Regions from separate parts of the Homo sapiens genome. Here all the other regions are linked to region 3. Evidence: chromatin loops called from intact Hi-C (ENCODE). Cell type or tissue: heart left ventricle. All regions are shown on one strand. Each heading gives the region's core, and the rest is flanking DNA. Links, peaks and the distances in the headings are about the cores only.

The links. Peaks named below come from ENCODE experiments on the same cell type or tissue, not always from the same donor. Only the 100,000 strongest peaks of a DNase experiment are listed, where the experiment ranks them.
Region 1: a loop joins it to region 3, with 7 times the contacts of the local background. A loop is called at or near these places in 26 of 110 quality-filtered maps.
Region 2: a loop joins it to region 3, with 15 times the contacts of the local background. A loop is called at or near these places in 20 of 110 quality-filtered maps.
Region 4: a loop joins it to region 3, with 1.9 times the contacts of the local background. A loop is called at or near these places in 26 of 110 quality-filtered maps.

What each region holds. Positions count from the first base shown.
Region 1 is chr2:240,341,428-240,346,322 of GRCh38, forward strand. No RefSeq gene overlaps it. Among named protein-coding and RNA genes, the nearest start is that of GPC1, 92 kb to the right of the region's middle. In heart left ventricle, for the core only: a CTCF peak has its summit at 2,314; no DNase peak of the experiment used is centred there.
Region 2 is chr2:240,294,653-240,299,547 of GRCh38, forward strand. No RefSeq gene overlaps it. Among named protein-coding and RNA genes, the nearest start is that of GPC1, 140 kb to the right of the region's middle. In heart left ventricle, for the core only: a CTCF peak has its summit at 2,821; a DNase peak (open chromatin) is centred at 2,689.
Region 3 is chr2:240,230,125-240,235,019 of GRCh38, forward strand. No RefSeq gene overlaps it. Among named protein-coding and RNA genes, the nearest start is that of OTOS, 92 kb to the left of the region's middle. RefSeq lists silencers at 3,030-3,239, 3,590-3,639 and an enhancer at 3,582-4,123. In heart left ventricle, for the core only: CTCF peaks have their summits at 2,932 (motif pointing right) and 3,132 (motif pointing right); DNase peaks (open chromatin) are centred at 2,947, 3,477 and 3,587; H3K4me3 peaks cover 358 bases; H3K27ac peaks cover 955 bases.
Region 4 is chr2:240,368,148-240,373,042 of GRCh38, forward strand. No RefSeq gene overlaps it. Among named protein-coding and RNA genes, the nearest start is that of GPC1, 65 kb to the right of the region's middle. RefSeq lists enhancers at 415-4,895, 1,483-2,372. In heart left ventricle, for the core only: a CTCF peak has its summit at 2,277; DNase peaks (open chromatin) are centred at 754, 1,902 and 2,124; H3K27ac peaks cover 3,111 bases.

The DNA of each region.
Region 1 (4,895 bases), core at 476-4,475, 110 kb after region 3:
CCCTGTTTCCTCTAGGATCCTAAAGCATCCACTTCACTGAGGGACTCCCAGAGCACTCGGAGAATGTGGAGACCCGGAGCAGAGTCCTGCACCAAGAAGGCAGCTCCTGTCTGTAGACTGTGCAGCCAAAGCCTCTGGCATCTCGGGAAGAGGGACAGGGCGTGTTTTTTCCCCTTTGGTGAAGGGTGCTTGGGAGGAAGCACCCAGGGAGTAGGTGCCGCCTTACAAAACCCTTTAGCTAAGTCATGTTTGCAATTTTATTTTCTTTCTTCTGAGGGTCCTCAAATTTAGCTTGAGACCTCTCAAAATCCAGATCCCAGGAAGATCACTTGAGCCCAGGAGTTCAAAACCAGCCTGGGTAACATAACAAGACTTCATCTCTAAAAATTAATTAATTAACTACAGCAAGTTTTAGAAGCCAGATCCACCCCTGCCTTTCACAGCCTTCAAGGGATTGCTCCCTTAAGACCTCCCAGATCACCAGGACGAAAGAAGAATATTACCCAGGACTCTGAGTGTTGCAGGAAACTGCAAACACACCTGCAACTCACGGAAGCACACGAGAAATATTGACCCTGTAGCTGAAAATTCCAAAAGGACGTTAAGCTTCAGGCATGGGTTGTACAGGGCTCTTTCTTGACTTCTCAGACATTCTTTCTGCTCTGTTCCTGACTTTGTAACAGCTTCATCTTTGGGTTGGCTTCCTGGGGACTTGAGACCAGCCCTCAGGTCTTGACCCCATCCCATCCAAAGCTGCACTGTCCAATAGGGTGGTCTTTGGCTTCCTGTGACTCTTGGGCACTTGAAATGTGTGTCGTCCACACTGAGAAGAGCTGGAAGCTAAATGCACAACTGATTTAGAAGACAGCGTAAAAAAAAAAACAGCGTACGCCGGGCGCGGTGGCTCATGCTTGTAGTCCCAGTACTTTGGGAGGCCGAGGCTGGTGGATCACCTGAGGTCAGGAGTTCAAGACCAGCATGGCCTACACAGTGAAACCCCATCTCTACTAAAAATACAAAAATTAGCCAGGCGTGGTGGTGCATGCCTGTAATCCCAGCTACTTGGGAGGCTGAGAAGGGGGACAGGAGAATCACTTGAACCCAGGAGGTGGAGGTTGCAGTGAGCTGAGATTGCACCATTGCACTCCAGCCTGGGCAACAAGAGCAAAATTCCATCTCAAAAAAAAAAAAAAGTGTAAAGCTTTTTAGTAGTAATTTTTTAATTGATGACACGTTGAAATCATAATATTTTGGGTATATTCAGTTAAATAAAATATTAAAATTAATATTATTTTTACTTGTTTTAATATGACTACTTGAAAATTATACATATGGCTTCCATTATGTTTCTATTGGGCAGCACTGGTCTAAGTCAAGAGAAGGAGGGTTCCTCTCCTCCAATCATAAACTCGGGCCATGCACTGAAAAGTCCAACCTCAACCACTTAGACTGTGGCTGAGGGAATTATGTGATGTGATTGGTTTAGGCCTTTGTTGCCCATCCCTGATCCAATCACTGTGTCAAGGACTAAAAGAGTATGCGGAGTGGCCTTCACCAATCAGAGCACACATCTGGAATGGGAGGTGGGTTGTCCCTGCCCACCTTCCATGATATATAAGATGAGGCAAAGTGTAGAACCCTGAAATGGACTGGGAGGTGTGGTAGATTCAAGGTACCTGCAAATTCTCTGACACTCTTCTTCTTGAGAGTTGGGTCTCAATGCCCTGCCATTGAGTCTGAGCTGGCCTTCATGACCCATCTGATCAACAGAATGAAGCAGAAGAGATGACCTGGGACTCCCCAGCCTAGGCCATGAGAAGTCTTGCAGCTTCCACCCAGGACACCAAGAACACCCATGCTTGGAGCCCACCAACTTGGCCAAGAAACCCAGGGGAGTCCGGCCATCCAGGTAATCCCCTGAGGCACCACACATGGGACTGGAACCGTCTTGCCCACACAGCCCACCTGGGCTTTCAGATGGCTCCTGGCCTAGCTGCTGCCTGATCACAACCGAATGAGAAGATCCCCAAGACAGAACTTCTGAGCTGAGTCTGAGTCACTCACAGAACCCCCAGAGACAATAAATTGTTGCTTTAAGCAACTGAATATTATAGAAGTTGGGACCAGAAGTGGGATGCAGCCATAAGAGCCATGGGGAATGGGCTTTGAACCAGGTGGCAGATGGAAGTTGAGAGAACCTTGGGGAAGACTTCCAGAGGAAGCTGGGGGGACAAGGAGGAAATTGTGATTACAGGCTAGAAAAACCAAGGATCTTGTTATGCAGAAAAGTTTGGCAACACTGACCCCTGTAGTAACGTAGAAAACAGAAAATAAACTTAATGAATTACTTGATTTGATTGAGGACATTTCCAGGAAGAGTGTTGAATAGTCCAACTAGCTTCTTTTAGCTACATAGTGTAAGATAGAGAAGAGCTAAAATCAAAATATTTCATTTACAATAAATTCAGAAAAAAATTCTAAATAACAGAATTTGCTGGATTTAGAATTAAGTTTCTTCTTCATTCCCATGCCCTTCAGATGGCAAATGCTCTCAAAATAAAAAATATAATCTTCAGAGTAAAGAATATCTAATGGGTATGGCTATAAGACCCTGTATTGAGACTTCAGAAGATGTAAGGGTGCGACTCATAGGCTCTCTCAGTAGTTCTAAGAATCTCAGGGCATGTGAAACAGCTACCTGATGCTCAGCCCAGGAGAGAGAGGCCTGTGTTGGAGAGAACCGTGAGGATAGTTTTTGCCTGATGATGTGAATCCCAAAAATATTCACAGGAAGTCCTCCTAGGAAGTACAAAGAGATTTACTCTCCAGAAGCTATGTCCATTTAAGGATACAGTAGGCCTCCTGGTCCACAGAGGAATACGTACCAAGACCTCCAATGGATGCCTGAAACCATGGCTAGTGTAGAACCCAGTTCCTGTGGATCAGAACATGACTCTGCTCAAGTCTTTCACCCACAAATTCAATGCCTTTTCCATCTTAACTAAGCACGTATCACACACTGTGGCTGTACCTGTATCATGCAGTGTGAGGTGTGAAAACAAAACTGTACAAATTTCTTTTTTCTGCTTCACAATATCCCAGATAAGAGATGCTTTTACTGTAGATCTTAGCAACCTTAGCCTACAATATTTTTTTCTTTTCTTATTACGTTGAGAACTTCCGTCTTCTCCCTTAAAGGAAGCACTTTATGGCTTCTCTTTGGCATGTCAGAATTGCCAGCATCACCACCATGCTGCTTTGGGGCCATTATTAAGTCAAATAAGAGTTACTGGAACCCAAGTACTGGGATGCCACGAGAATCCATCTGAAAACCTAGAAGGCTGCTGAGTGACCAATGTTCAGGGAGCATATACAGCGTGGATCCTCTAGACAAGGGAGTGATTCACATCCCAGGCAGGATGGGGTGGGATGGCTAGAGATTCCACCACACTACCCAGAATGACCTGTGTTAAAACAGGAAGCATTTATTTCCAGAGTTTTCCATTTACTATTTTCAGACCGTGATGAACTATGGGTAAGAGAAAGTAGGCTGCTCCACTGTGAAAGTGGGATGACTTAGAGGGTTGGACCAGGAACCCAGCAGGTGGAGCTGAGCACCACAGAATCATTCCTGGGGAACAGCAGGACATGGCCGTAATCAAAGACTCTGGATTTCAGAATTGCTATGGACCAGTGACTGCTATGGGCCTCCCACTTCTCTCTTGTTGGCCAGGGTAATTGATCACAGTTTTCCCTTGCCTGTGTCACCGGTGCATGTCAGGTGCATGAGTCTTCAGACTGAGGGGATCATACTCAAAAAACTACCCCTGAAGGTGATGGCATACCCAAATAGCCTCGTCTGCACCTGGACTTGATTTCTGTGACAAGATCCTGGACCTGAGAGTCTTTCTGAGCCTACTCTGGCTTGGGAGGCTGCCCGATTTAAGGACCTCAAGCCTAAGCCTGATGCCATAATGGGATGAGACTTTGGGCATCTTGGCAGGAAGGGTGAATGGTACTTCATGTGGTAGGAATGTAAATAATTTGTGCCGGGGTGGACTGTGGCAGTTTAAGGATAACCAGGAACACTTCAAGACTCCTCCTATCAAGAGACAGGGGCTTAGACCTGTCCCCTTGAATCCAGACTGGCCTTCAGGGATTATTTGACCACCCACAGTTCTACTTTCTGCCTTCTGATTCTAGGGACCTCAGATAAGTGGAATCACGCAGTGTCTGTCTTTTGGGGACTGGCTGTGTCAGAATTGGGGTGTGGGCAGGGCTGGTTCCTCCTGGGGGCTGTGGGGAAGATCTGTCTCTGCCTCTGACAGCTTTGCAGCACCCATTAGCGCTCCTCGCCTTGTGACGCCTCCTCTGGGCTCTGACTCCTCATCACGCAGCCGCTTCCCGTGTGTCTCCATGTCCCCTTTTCCACTTACACAGTCACCAGTCATTGGATCCAGGGCCCACCCTACACTCAGGGTGATCTCATCTTAAGATCCTTGCCTTATTATGTCTACAAAGACCCTGTTTCCAGGTAAGGTCCCATTCTAAGGTGCCATGTGGACATGAATTTGGGGTATACCTCACCTTGCTGTAAGCACCCACCACGCCCCACCCTTCCTTCTTCTATCGACCCTCCCATGTGGGAAGATTGGCACCATCCACCCCACTTTACAGATGGAGAAGTCAGGGGCAGGGAGGTGGGGGGGACCTGGCCGGGTCACTCCACAAGCAAGTGACTGAGGCAGGCACAGAGCCCCGGCAGCCAGGCCATGCAGTTCCAGCACTTCCCGGCCTCACGGCCGTTGGCTGGGCTCTGCTGGTGACCCCGAGTGCCGTTTCATGCTGGGCCCAACAGCCTGTGCCACAGCTGGACACCCCTCGGAGTCCAGGCC
Region 2 (4,895 bases), core at 651-4,650, 65 kb after region 3:
CATCCCCCCAGCCCCCTGCCAACAACCCTTCTACTTTCTGTCTCTATGAATCTGACTTCTCCAGGCACCTCATGTAAGTGGCATCTTACAGTGTGTGTCTTTTTATGACTGGCCCATTTCACTTGGCATCATGTCTTCAAGGTTCACCCACGTTGTGACCTGTGTCCAAATTTCTTCTTTTGTGGCTGATGTCCTATTGCATGGATGCACCAGGTTTTGTTTTTCCGTGCACCCAGTGACATGTGGGTTGTCTCCACCGTTTGATGATTTCCAACAGTGCTATGAACAAGGGGGTGCAAATATCTCTTGCCAACGCTGTTTCCAATCCTTTGGGCTGTAGACCCAAAAGTAGAATTCCTGGGTCGTGTGGTAATTCCGATCAATTGAACAATGTGTCTCTCAGAGGTATTCAATGGAAGAATTTGTCCCTGGATGTTTTTACTAAAACTTACTAAAGCCAAAAGCCAAAACATCATATTAGTTAACAGAAAATTGCTCTGACATATGCGGAATAACCGGGAATAGAAAGCATTCTTTCCAAAGCGATCACACCAGGTAAATTCAGCCACATATGAGTCTAACTCTTCACCGTGAACACCTCTCATGCCCTTGAATTGTGTTTCACATCTGTTCCAACGGACTGGATGTTTTGAGCATGCACACCGAGAGATAACATGAAACAGCAGATTTTTCCAAAAAAGACTCCTTTTGAAGCGAGATCCATGATGATTGACAATTGTAGCAAACGCACTTCCAGGAATAGCCGTGTCTGCGTTGGCGTCTTACCATCCACCATAGGGGCTGGTGATGTGACGAACATCCAGGAGCCATAGACAGCAGATTACACGGCTCCAAGAAGTCAGCGGCTGGCGGATCTGAGGCACTGACCATCCCAGGCTGCAGGCTATCTTGACATAAATGTTTCTCCCCTGGGAGAAGTGGAATGAAAATCTTCTAAAAAATAACACCACTAAAAATAGGAAGTTTGAATCTGACCCACAGTGTTGATCACACTTGAGGAATCTGACCCCCAGGACGCCCAGGGACAAGTTGTTCGATTGATCCGGTAACTCTGTTTAACCTTTGGAGACAATACCAAACTTGACAGCGGCTGCACCGTTTGGCACTCCCACCAGCAGCGCACCCAGGTTCCAGCTCCTCCACACCCTTGAGACTCTTGCTTCCTGAGGTTTTGACTCCAACCATCCCGGTGGATGAAGCGGAATCTCATTACAGTTTTCATTCCCATTTCCCTGCTGACCGATGATGTTGAGTGCTTTCCCTGTGCTCATGGGCCGTGTGAGCGTCTCCTTTGGAGACTGTCTATTGAAGTCCTTTGAAGTGGCATGTTATTTGACTCGAATGTTCTGACTCACCTGGAACCACTGCAGACACCACCCACCCCAGCCCCCACAGTGGCCAGCAGTGTCGCCAACCCTCAGGGCCACTGTTGGGAACTTGGCTGGGGTCCAGCGGGGTGAAGGGAGAGAGTGCCCCCGGCTGTTCTGATCCACCCCCAGCACCTTTCCCGGCAGCCCCCCTACCCGAGGTCCTGAGCTGCTCGGTGACTCCCAGCAGCGTCGAGAACACAAGGCCCGAGCTTTCTCACGGTTTGAGTTACAAACCCGGGCGGGGTTAGTGATGGGATTAACTAAATGGATCAGAAATTACCCCTCTCTGTTTCTCCTTTCTTACCTTTCTTTCTGGCAAGCACCTACTCTTCAGAACCATCAAGGTCTCCCCTCCTCCCCTCCTGGGACCGGGTGCTCTCAAAACTACTGAACACCAATTAATTTGTCTCATTTACATGAAAAAGTGCAGAAGATGTCTTTTTACATAATTAACTATATTTTGCAAGTCATTAAAATTCTGCAGCCCTGCCCACAATAGCACCCTATTCACCGCCAGAGATAAGTGCTGGGGGTGGGGGGTGGAGGGGGTGAGCATAGGGGCCCACAAAGGAGCAGGCCTCACCAATGCATATTCATGAGAAGTGGCTGCCAGCTCGCTGGGCCCGTTCCCACTGCTGGGGCAGGGAGGGCCAGGAGGGCTGGGTGGGCTGCCCTGAAGACCACACCCTCCCGAGAGTGGGAGGGTCTTGCTCTGGGGCCACCCGTCTCTGCCCAGGCCCTGCCTTTGGCACCATCCCTGTGTCAGTGCAGAGGACCGGGGGGGCTCCGGGCTGAGGAGGGGCCACCTGCCTCTCTCCTGCCTCCCATCCACCTCTCTCCCTTGCCACAGACCAGCCCAAAAGAGCTGCTTGTGGGTGATCCCCCTTCCCAAAGGAGTGGCCTTGTCCCAAAGGGACAGCTCCCTGTCCGGCGGGGTCTCACGCGTGCACTGTTGGGGACGGTCTGCTGGATGGAGTTGGAGGCCACGACCCCTCCTGCATGGATCCCACTTGCCCTGCACCTGGCAGTGCCAGCACCATCTCTGCAGAGCATGTCAGGTGAGGTGGGGGCTTCAAGCAGGACCCCACCCTTGCAGCCAAGCTTCCCTGTCTCCTCCTGTGGGATGAAGCAACATCTGCCATCCTTGGGGCAGCTTCGCCATCACTAAGAAGTGTGTGTCCCTGCAGCAGTGGGCACCCTTGCTACCCGACGCGCAGGCGCCCTCCTCCAGGCTCACAGGAGCATAAGCTAAGCCAGCAAGGAGGCGGTGAGTGGCTCCCAGGACACAGCAAGCGAGGACACGGGCTTGGCATCTGCCCCTCAGGCCAAGCCTTCCACAGCCTCGCTGCTCATGTGCTGACGGCCCACTCTCTGAGTCAGGTGCTCAATCTCCTTTCAACAGATTGACTGTGAGCCCTGAGCAGGGCTGGCAGACTGGGCCCCAGGGCTCCCTCTGTCTTCAGGGAACCAGGAGGGAGGCCTGGGTCGAAGCCTGCCTACCGCACAGGCTCCTCTGAGCTTCTCAGTGCTCCCCCATCTCTAGGAAAGGGTGTCTGTCCTCAGGCACAAAAGCCATGAGGCCGGGGCTCATTCCTCCCCAGCTCCCACTGCCAGTCACCCCTTGGGAGTTACCCACCCCTGCAGCATCTTCTCTCTCAGGGGCTCCTCCTGCTCCACATGGGGGCCTGGCAGGCTACCCCTTCTCTGTGCCCAGCCTGGGCCCACAGTGTGCTCAGACAGCAGGCATGGACCTGGCCTCGGGGTCTCTCGGGAAGGGCTGCTCCTGGCTGGGGTCCTAGCCCAGCTTCCAGGAAGGGTCTCTCTGGGGTGGTTCTGAGCCTGAGCCAGATCTGAGTAGACGGACTCAAGGACTTTCATGGGGCAGAAGAAGCCAATGACTGCCCAGGGAAAGCAGGAGCGCTGCCAAGCCAGTGAGGTCTGCAGGGTGATGGACGTGGAGGGGCTGGGAGTGGGAGAGGGGCCACACCTTCTCTGCGGGTGCTCTCTTCCTGGGGGAAAGCCTGCAGCAGGATGAGAACAAAGGAAGAAAGAGCTTCTTAAACAGGAAACCCTGGAAGAGCCAGTCCTTGAAGATGGACCCCGCATGGCTAACTGGGCCTAATTTCAAAACAGAGCCAAGAGACCATCTGCTGACTAAAGGCCACACACATACTGTGCGCTCCCAGAAAACCCCACACTCACAGCACTCTGGGGCTTCCATAGCTGCCTGTTCCTGTCCACCACTCCTGGGAAATCCATCTGGACCCAACCATGGGCTGTCGCCTGTGCCAACCAATCAGAGCTCAGCAAGTTTGTATCCCGCATTTTCATAGTGGACCAGAGTGGGAACCTGGGTGGGAACTTTATAAATGACGTCCCCTCTCTTTCTTCTCTCAGAACACACTTTTGTTTCATGCCAAAGGCTACGTCTCCCTGGTTTGCAGACTGCTCAATGGAATAAAGTCTTTCTTTTTCTGAAAGAAAAACCTTTTCAGGGGATTTGCCTACAACGCCCACCATGAAGCAGTGTCGGAACACGAGCCCTGCTCACCTCAGAGACCTGGAAGAAAAACAGGTGCTCTGCAGCATTGATTGCAGCTCCCTTACCGAGACTCGGTCTCCATGTTGGCAGGCCTGTTCTAGAACATTCCAAGTCAAGTCAGGATGGTGCCCATGTGATTCAAAAGGCCAGTTCCTGTCTTAGCTTTGCTGGGGGGAGCACATGAACATAAATAACAGAGATAGAAATACAAATATAAATTCCAGGCACTGGCACTGTCTAAGGGGCAAACCGGGCCTCAAAGCCCCCCATGCAGGATCATTTGCAAGCACACGGTCGTGTGTGCACGTGGCCTCTGCGTGATTCTAAGTGACCCTCTGCACAGGCTGTGTCCAATTTTAATTTAAGGAGCAAAAGGAACATAAACAAGAGTCCAAGGAGTGCAGCCCGTGGCCTGCTCTTCAGTGTCCTCCGCTTGACAGGCTGTGGTCCCAGAACCAGGCTACACACACTTCCTGTTTGGTCTGGAATCCTGTGGATGGGCCCTGCTGGTCTGAGGTCCAGAAACGGTCCCCAGAGCTGCCCCGTCCAGGCCTTCTGGGCATTTCCTGCAGGGGCTGCACCCAGCTTCCTTGTCCCTTCCTTGGCCGCATGTCTTGGCACCTGTGACCTCCTGGCCACACCTCTGCCCTTGGCCTCCTCCGGGCTCCTCAGCCTGCCTGGATGCTGATGAGGGCCTTGGCAAGGCATGGTGCTACAGGGGGCACAGCGTGGAGCTCCCTCGACCTCATCAGCTGGGGACCCAGACATGCCTTCCAGACCTGTCCAGGCAGCCTCCTCCTCAGGCCCTTCGTGTCTCCCCTGCCTCCCACTCCAGCACCCCTGAAAACACCCAGGTCAGGGCCCACCTCAGGCTGGCCCACTGGGCAGTGCCCTCCCAGGGCACCGTGAGCCTTTTCCTCCCCATGACCCTCTCTCCAGGGGGACAGCAGAAAGCCCATCCT
Region 3 (4,895 bases), core at 518-4,517:
GACAACAGGATGCCACTGCAATGGTTGGGTCGGATATTTTTTCAGACAAACATTTGGAATGATAAAGAATGGACTGTTCCCAGGGGACTTGAGGGGAAAATTGGCAAGGGTGTTGAAGACGATGGGGAAAGAGGCTGGGCTGCAAGAAAGCCATGGTGGAAGGGAACAGTCAGAAGACGCAGCCAGAGAACAGCGAGGCTGGGGGTCCCAGCAGAGGGGAGAGGTGCCTCAGCGATGGTCCAGGGAGGGAGAGCAGAAATGACAGAACAGTGAGTGTTGCTGGAGCGGAGGGGTCCGGCTGGTGTGCTGAGAGTTCCCAGGGAGAGCACCACCCTCTTTCAGAATGACAGGAGGAGTCAGATACAGAGGAAGACTAGGAGGGTCAGGATGTCTCTCAGGGTCTCAGGAGGGAAAGTGACACACAGATTGGAGGGGGAAGTGTGTCTTAGCAGATGGCCCTAGCTGCAAGGAAACAGCTGGCTTCATTCAACTGTGAAGAAGTGAAGAAGGGAAGGGGCCTGGGGGCAGGGAAGGTCTTCCCCATTCTGAATTCTGTGGAGTGAAAAACGGGCTTCGGTATAGCAGGAGCAGGGGATGAACTGCAGGGAAGGCAGTGTGTTTTCCACCGAAACTGCATCCCTGGGACATCCAGGGCTGCATGGAAGGAAGCCAAGCAGTAGGCCCAGCTCTGCTGGGGGTCCAGGGACTGGCTAAGGGGTCAGCAGATCTTCCACCAGGGGGAAGGGCAGGGGTGTCCACCAAAGGAACTGGCCCCAACTGGGTTGGCTGGACCTCCACGGAAACCTCCCTGGCTCTGACGCTAGAAAAGCTTTTAGTAAAAATAGACACCTACTACTTACTGGAAGAATAAAAGTCACGGTGCAGAGAGACTATGTTTTAATATGATGAATATCCCTTAACATAACACCCCACATTATACCTAACAGTGAACTCCAGGGAAATGGCCCTTAAAAATCAGAAATTAAAAACAGGTGTTTGCCAACTGCATTAAGATTGAACAGGCTGGGCCGGGCGCGGTGGCTCACACCTGTTATCCCAGCACTTTGGGAGGCCAAGGTGGGCGGATCACAAGGTCAGGAGATCGAGACCATCCTGGCCAACATGATGAAACCTCGTCTCTACTAAAAATATAAAAAATTAGCCGGGCTTGGTGGCAGGTGCCTGTAGTCCCAGCTACTCAGGAGGCTGAGGCAGGAGGATGGCATGAACCCAGGAGGCGGAGCTTGCAGTGAGCCGAGATCGTGCCATTGCACTCCAGCCTGGGCGACAAAGCGAGACTCTATCTCAAAAAACAACAACAACAACAAAAAGATTTAACAGGCCGGAGGATGTCGATGCCATGAGTCATGAACCCATCCTGCCTCTCACCCTGGCAACTGGCAACGGGACCTCCAAAAGCAGGAGGTAATGGCTTTGGCACCCAGAAACGCACAAGACAGAGAGCTATGGTTTCCCCAGTGTCTGGTCCTTGGAGGCTCCATGTGACCTAATTACACGCTGCCTTCCAAGCCTGATTGAGAGCAGAGGTGGTCAGGATGCTCAAAGCCCCTCCCAGACATTCTGTCCAGCCAGCAGCAGACCCACCAGTCCCCGCTCACCTATGCAGATGAGTGGCACTGTGCCACTTGCTCAGATGGAGCAGTCAGTAAGTAGCCAAGGGCATCTGGGTTGCAGACCTCAGTTTGAAAAAAAAAGGGAAGCAGGCGTTCGTCCAACATCACCCAGTACTGAAGACGCACCTTCCCTGTGCCAGGCATGGCCCTGGAGCTGAGCACGTCACTGACCAAAACAGACCAACAGTACCACCCTGGAGGGACTCATCTGTCTCCCAGGGAGTCGGCTTTGTTGGGGCCAGGAACCAGCCACCTTTGGGACCCTCCAGTGGCCAAGCCTGGAACCCTCTCTCAGGTGCCACCTGCCTGGGGACTGCGCAACAGTGCTGAGTGAAGGTGAAGCTTGGGAAGCCTCTCCCACAGGTGAGGCTATGTTGTTCTGCAAATCTACAAAGACAGATGACCAGGAGGGACCGCGGCAGGCAGCGCCTTCAGGCTGGGCGCAGACCCTTGAGTGTGAGCAGCAAGGAATCGACGGGAACAGACTGGGAGAAGGGCCCTGCACGCCCGCAGCTCTGCCCTGCACCTTCTGTTCAGAGATCACTTCTCATCAGGAGGCTGCGAAGGGAACTGGTGCTCCAGCTAAGGGTGGTCCCACAGGGTGACCTTGTCTGTCCTGAAACGGAAGCTGTTGTACTAGACTGGGTGCCACAGAATTTAACGTATACCCAATGGCCATACCCAGGCCTGCAGGTTTATGTCCCCGTGACTTTCAATATGCCCAGCTTGTCCTAGCTGCTTCACTAGGAAGTCCTGAGCCTCCGACAGGACACTTTCTGGGAGAATCACAGAGGCGTGTCTCTAGCGAGCGGCTTCCACTCTTTCTTCCAGACAGCCCGATTTCCCCACATGCACCTGGGCCTTGAGAACAGTCCCTGGAGGAGCATCCGACACTAGCAGGCCCAGGAGAACCACATCAGTCCCTCTCTTTGGGCAGCAGCCCTCCCCCTGCTGGGCTGGACTTCGCCCTCGTGGCACAGCGGGCAATTCTGAGCCAAAGCCAAAATGCCAGCTCCCAGCCTCCTAGGAAGGACGGGTCTGTGCGGAAGGCTCTGCGGCCGGCTCTGCCCCCAGGGCTCCCAGCAGCGGGCTCCCGAGGCCTGGCTTCTCCCGGAGGAGACCCCAGCTTCTCCAGCGTTCTTACATTTCTGTATTTCAGACCCAAATAGACCTTGTTCCAGGTTCTCAATGTCCTCCCCAGGGTGGGGCTGGTGGAGGCCTCCAGGTCCTGGGGTGTGTGTGGGCTGCTGGAGGGCAGGCCCGAGACCCAAAGGCGCGTCTCCCTCACCCGCCTCGCCGACACCAGGGGGCGCTGGAGCTCAGCAAAGGGCCCGGAGGCCGCTCTGAAACTCAGGCCTTAAAATACAGGCAGGATCAGCCTTTGGAGCCCTCCCTGCCGGCCGGGCCTGCCCGGCGCCCAGTCAGCGTGCTGCCGGGCCTGTGCCCCTGACGGACCTGGCACAAGGGGGCACCCAGGGGTCTGCAGCCGGATGATGCGAGCTCAGGCCTCCCCCACCTGGGGTGAGACGCCCCCATCCCATCAGCGCACCCCTGCAGCAGGGAAGCATAAGCCTGGCTGCGGCCCCGCCCACAGCACCTCTCTGGTCCAGCCCCGCCCACAGCACCTCCACCTCCAGCCCCGCCCACAGCACCTCCCCTCTCCAGCCCCACCCACGGCGCCTCCCTTCTCCGGCCCCGCCCACAGCACCTCCCCCACTTCAACCCCACCCACAGCACCTCCCTCCTCCCCGGCTGCAGCTCTCCCCTCAAGCCCCGCCCACAGCCCCACAGCACCTCCCCACAGCCCTGCCCACAACACCTCCCCCTCCAGCCCCACCCACAGCACCTCCACCTCAGACCCCGCCCACAGCACCTCCCGCCTCCAGCCCTGCCCATAATACCCCCCTCCTCTGACCCCGCCCACAGTGTCTCCCCCCTCTGGCCCACCCACAGTGCCTCCCCCTCCAGCTCCTCCCACAGCACTCCCTCCTCCGACCCTGCCCACAGCATCTACCCCTCCAACCCCGCCCACAGCACCTCCCTCCTCCGGCCCTGCCCACAGTGCCTCGCCCCTCCCGCCCCATCCACAGTGCCTCTTTCCTCTGGCCCCGCCCACAGCACCCTGATCCTCCAGCCCCACCCACAGTCCCCCCCTCCAACTCCGTGGCTGCAGCCCCGCCCTCAGCACCTCCCTCCTCGGGGGGTGCCGCAGGACCTGGGACGCACCTGATGTTTCTGGGGGGGAAGGGGCACCCTTCTGCAGTTTGCATTGGTCACCTTAACAGCGGGGCACTGTGGTCACAGATCAAGTCCTAAAGGAAAGTAAACCTCTGTTCAGTGGCCAGGGAGGAAACAGGTTGTGAGAAATAACGGAACATTCTTCAGACAGGACAACAATTCGGAGTCTTACACCATCCCAGGTTTTTTGACACGAGGGCTGTCCCCGCGTTGCTCTCCCTGGGCCTGTGGCACCCACTTGCTGGCTAAGGTTAGGACCCACCCTGGGGCGCCTGCCCAGCGGTGACTGTGTCCACAGCACTCTGGGTGGCACCTGCCCAGCTACTTCTGGTTGTGCCCTGGTCACACAGGCATGGTTGGGGCAGAGTGTGGCAGGTGCTGCCTGCACCAGAGCTCCCCATGTGCCAGGCTTGGTGCCCACGTGTGCTGGTGATGCTCTCACCTGGTCCTCAGTGCAGTGGAATGCGGGACACACTGTCACAGCCTCAATTTACAGCTGGGGAAGCTGAACCCCAGAGGAGTTTGGTGACCTATCCAAAGTCACACCGTCTGGAAGTGGCTGAGCCATCATCTACCAATGCCTGTGAGCTTGAGCTCACGTCTCCAAGAGGGTGCAAGCCTGGGTAAGCAGGGACTTGCTCAGCCTCCAAGGAAAACCCACACCTGCAGCAAATGGCTCCAGGTTCAGGCTGGCCCCCGACTCTGTGAAACCACAATGACCAGCCCTGGGATGTTAAGCTCTGGATCGGAAGAGGAGAGGTCAAGAGAGCAAAATCCTGCAAGCCATGAGCCGTGGGAAATGAGTGAGGTGCTGGTTATTACGGAATGTGCCCAGCCTGACGTGATCACACACAGACACAGGCCTCTGGGGGTGGTGCTCCCAGCTGACCTCTGCAGGATCTCTGCACCCTGAATGGCAGGTCCACGTATCATTGCTCTTGCATGTCCCTCACTACCCCAGGAAATGGCCACCAAATCCCCCAAATCACCCTGGACACCAACACTGAACACAGAATGCTTTTG
Region 4 (4,895 bases), core at 514-4,513, 140 kb after region 3:
GGCTTCCCTGGGCTTGGACCACATTAGAAGAAGAATTGTCTTGGGCCACACATAAAATACACTAACACTAACGATGGCTGACGAGCTAAAGCAAACAAAAAAAATCACGAAACAACTCATAATGTTTTAAGAAAGTTTATGAATTTGTGTTGGGTCGAATTCAAAACCACCCTGGGCCACATGGGGCCCACGGGCCTCGGGTTGGACAAGCTTGATCTAAATATGTGTGTTCCCCCAAAATGCACATGTTGACCTGTCCCCCAGTGCAGTAATATTCAGAGGTGAGGCCTTTAGGAGGTGATTAGGTTGTGAGAGTGGAGGCCCGTGAATGGGACTGGTGCCCTTAGAAAAGAGGCCGCCCCTTCCACAGAGGGAGCACCCAGCGAGAAGGCACTGTCTATGGAAAGCGGCCCTCACCAGACACAGTCTTCCAGCACCTTCATCTTGGACTTCGCGACTTCCAAACTGTGAGAGATACATTTCTCTTGTTTCTACACCACCAGGTCTATGGTAATTTTGTTATACCAAGACAAACAGCCAAGACAGGCAGAGCCTGGAGGGGTGGGGTGAGCTCAGGGGTGCCCAGGGCAGAGCCTGGGGACAGAGTAAGCTCAGGGGCACCCAGGGCAGAGCCTGGGGGCACGAGAGGACAGGCCTGTTTCCCCTGCAGCGAGCATTCTCTGTCCCCCACTGCATTGCACAACAGGCTGGGCACAGGCAACCCTGGCTGCTCTCTGGCTCCGTGCCTGGCAAGGCCCATCACCTTGTGCCCAGGGTCAGGCCACTCCACGGGCAGAGTCTGAGCTGCTCTCAGCATTGTCTTGGGGCCAACTCCTGGTGTCAGGTGTCTCCCGGACCTAGGCTGGAACGTGGGGCCACTCAGGCGTCTCTGACAGGTAGGATCCAGGCACAGGTGGCTCACGATTGATCGACCGTGTGGGGGTTAAATGTCTCCCTAATAAGCCCTCCCACACCTCCTTTCCAGCAGCTGCTAAATGCCCTCAGGGCACCTCATCTGCACAAATTAAAGTCTCCTGACCCTTGTCTGTGCAACCAAACTTCCTGAAGGCAGCTTCTGTCTCGTGTCTGCTCAGAACACCACAGCGGGTCCCACCGCCGTGATGCTAAGAGTCATCTGACCTGTCCCCACCTGCCCTTCCTGCTTCACCTGCCCCACCCACGCTTGCATCCCCCATTCACCTGGTCCTGAAGCTGGGAACCCACCTCCCTACACTCAGCCCAACAAAGAGCAGCCATCCCCAAGCCCTGAGTGACTATGGCCCCCCCACCCGCCCCCCCACCCACATCTGGTTCTGCAGAGAGCTGCATGCCTCCAGGTCAGGGCTGCCTGCTCCAAGGTCACCGGTACCCAGTCCAAGGTCGGGGGCATCCTATCTAAGGTCGGGGGACCACATGCCTGCAGGTCAGGGCTGCCTGCACCAAGGTCAGGGCTGCCTGTTTGAAGTTGGAACCAGACCTGATTTACCAACACTGTGCCCAGTCAGGGCCTGGACACAGCAGGTTTTAATATCTGTCCAAGGAATGAAGGCAGAAGTAAAGGAAGCCTTCTCCATTCTTTCAGCAGCCTTGGACGTACACTGGGCAGGGCGAGGGACACTGGGCATGCTTTTCTGAGCAGCAAGGACTGGAGTCCCCGACCAACAACCTCAGGGACCAGCCTCAGGGCATGGGAGGACTTGAGGGAGGAGGACCCTGGGAAAACCTTCCAGAGCCCTCTCTGCCAGAGAGAGGTGTGCCTTGCCCAAGATCACTTATCCTGGAGGGACACGAGCTGACACAGACACGGCCCAGGACAACCCTGGCAGCCTCTCGCCTCCTGGACTCCCTGAGTCTCCAGCTTTGCCGTGATGCCAGGGTCCCGGTCCAAGGCCAGCCTCCTCTCAGCCAGGCAGCCCACCCCAGCCCAGCCAGGACCAGCTGTGTCTGGGGGAGGAGGGTGGCCCTGCGGTGGGGGCTGTGGGGAAGGGGCAGATGTATGACAAGAGGGGCATTGTCCACACTCCTGACCAGACTTCCAGGAGCTCCAGGGGCGGGAGCAGCAAGGCAGGCTCTGAGCTGCAGGATCCAAAAATAGCCTGGGGTGCGGCCAGTGGCCAGGGTTGGGCAGCTGACTTCACGCCACAAGCATCCCGGGAAGGCTCAGCTGTCTGTGGCCGCACCTGCTGGGCCTCTACCCGGAATGCTGCCCTCAGCGGGATGGGCCTGTAACGGGCCCCTGGGCCACCCACATGCAGAAAGCCCAGCTCCTCCTGAGGCCCCAGAAGCACCCTCGGGTGCCTGGAGGCTGCTGTGTTTCTCGCCCTGACTTGTCCATGGACCCTGGGACAGCCACGGCCCTCACCAGGCCTGGGCCACTTTGCAAGCTGTGGGGGGTGCTGTCTCCCCATTGAGAGTCCCTGGAGATTTGCCCCACGGGTTGGGGAATGACAGCATGACCCCCACCTACACAAGGCAGAGACCCTTGTTCTCCTGGAGTCAGTGGCCCTGTGGGCCCCAACGCTGGGCTCGGGAGAGATTCGCCACATCCAATTGAAAAATGAAGTGGGTGAGCCAGGCACAGTGGCTCATGCCTATAATCCCAGCACTTTGAGAGGCCGAGGCGGGCAGGTCACTTGTGGTCAGAAGTTTGAGACCAGCCTGGCCAACACGGTGAAACCCCTTCTCTGCCAAAAACACAAAAATCAGCCGGGCGTGGTGGTGTGTGCCTGTAATCCCAGCTACTCAGGAGGCTGAGGCAGGAGAAGAGATTGAACCCGGGAGGCAGAGGTTGCCGAGATCGCACCACTGCACTCCAGCCTGGGCGACAGAGTGAGAGCCTGTCTCAAAAAAAGAAAAATGAAGTGGGTGACAACGTTTCATTTCATTCCTGATGCAATTCACGTTTCCTCCGCAAAGGCTTCAGGGCCACGTGGACCATCCACAGGACCCTGGGTATTCCCTGCAGCCCCCAAGCCCCGCCATGGCTGACAGAGGGTGAGGGGCTTGCCCTGGAAGGGTTGGAGCTGGGGACAAGCATCTTCTGGGACCCGGCATCAGAAACAGCTCTTAAGGGACAGACAGTAAATTCCTGCAGCTCAGCCAAATGCTGTGGGGGACATGACCAGAGGAAGGCGGTTCCACACCAGGGAGGGCCTCTGGGAGGCCATGGCCTTTCCAGGGACGAGAAGCAGGCAAGGAAGCCTTGTGTACCAGGGGAGGTGCTCCCGACAGGCTAGCAGCAGAGGCAAAGGCCCAGGGCAGCAGCGGTCAGCTTGGGGTCCGAGGACAGCTAGGACATTGGTGTGGCTGCCGCTGAGGGAACCAGACAGAGGATGGCCACACGTGGGGACCCTGAATCTTATTCTGATGTCAAGCCGGTCAGGGTGTGAGCAGAGACAGGCGCTCCCTTCCCTTGCTTGGGATCCAGCCTTCCCCTGGAAGGGGCCCTGCAGGCTGCCGAGGGGCAGGGAGGAGGCAGAGGCAGATACAGAGGCTGACGCAGAGGCATAGCACTGCTGGCCTTGAGTGGCGGGTGCCCCGGGGCTCTGGGATCCATCCTGTTGGGGATACAATGAAGCCACAGCAGGCCAATGAGTTGAAGGACAGGAGTCAGGAGAGCAGTGAGGGCGAGGTGGGCTCGGGTGTGGCGGGCCCTGGACAGCTGGCCACTGTTTCTGGGACTTTGGATGGTGGCGTGGAGCCTGGCATTTTGTCCTGATGATGCCCGCCGTGCCTGGGGCTGGCCGAGTCTTCCCCGCTGGCCTGGGCCCCCAAGCTAGGGCTGCCCTCTCTGCCAGTCTGAGCTGAGTTTCTAGGCTGAGTTGGTGGCTGCCTCTCTGGGTCTTCTGAGACTTCACCAGGTAGTCTCTGCAGAAGCTTCTGGAACTTGCTGCAGCCATGACTGCCCCAGAAATAAGAGAGGTGCCCTTCTCTGCCCTTCACCCACCCTTGAACACTGGCCCAGCACCAGCCTGAGAGGGTCCTGGGCAGGGCCAAGCTTGCAGGACCCCAGAGGAGCCCAGAAGTGGTCCTGGTGGGGGTGCTGGGGCGTGGGGGTCCCCTGGGCTGGCCACCAGAGGGTTTCCTCCAGACCGCTGTGTGCCTGGGCTGGGGGAGGGCCTGGGCTGGGAACAAGGAGGATCTGTGCTCTGGGCCTGGGCAGGAGCCAGTTTGGGGCCCTCCTTGGGCCTTTGAAGTCCCAGGCGCACCCACCCTGAGGCCTGGGTAGGGCAGAGGCCTGGTGAAGCCCCACAGAGGTTTCTTGCGGAGGAAATCTCAAGTCCCTGAGAGGGGCAGGTGGGAGAGGGATGTGGGAGGGATGGGAAGAGGGGGCAACGAGAGCAGGCTGTGGTGGGGGGAGGGGCGTGGCAGAGGGGCAGGGCATGGAGGGGGCAGGGCTGTAGACAGGAAAAGGAGCACGGAGGAGGACAGGGCTGTAGTTGAGGGGCAGGGGTGTGGAGGAGGGGAGGTCATGGAGGGCAAGATGTGGAGGGGGGCCAGGCCATGGAGGGAGCAGGGTGTGGAGACGGCAGGACTGTGGTAGGGGTGAAGGGGCATAGAGGAGGGCAGGCCTGTGGTTAGGGGCATGGGTGTGGAGGATGAGCACGGCAAGGAGGGAGCAGGGCTGTGGTGGGGGGAGGGGCATGGGGAAGGACAGGGCACGGAGGGCAGGGCCATGGAGGGTGGGAAGTGGTGGGTGGGCTGTGGAGGTCCCCCCAGGGCCACTCCTGTTGGGGCTGCTGTAAGGAAACCCCATGAACTGCGTGGCTTGTAAACATCAGGAGTTTATTTCTCACAGCCCAGAGGCTGGAGGCCGGAGATCAAGGTGCCAGCCTGGTCGGGGTCTGGGGAGGGCTGTCCTCTGAGTTGTGGATTTCCGACTTCTCATTCCGTCC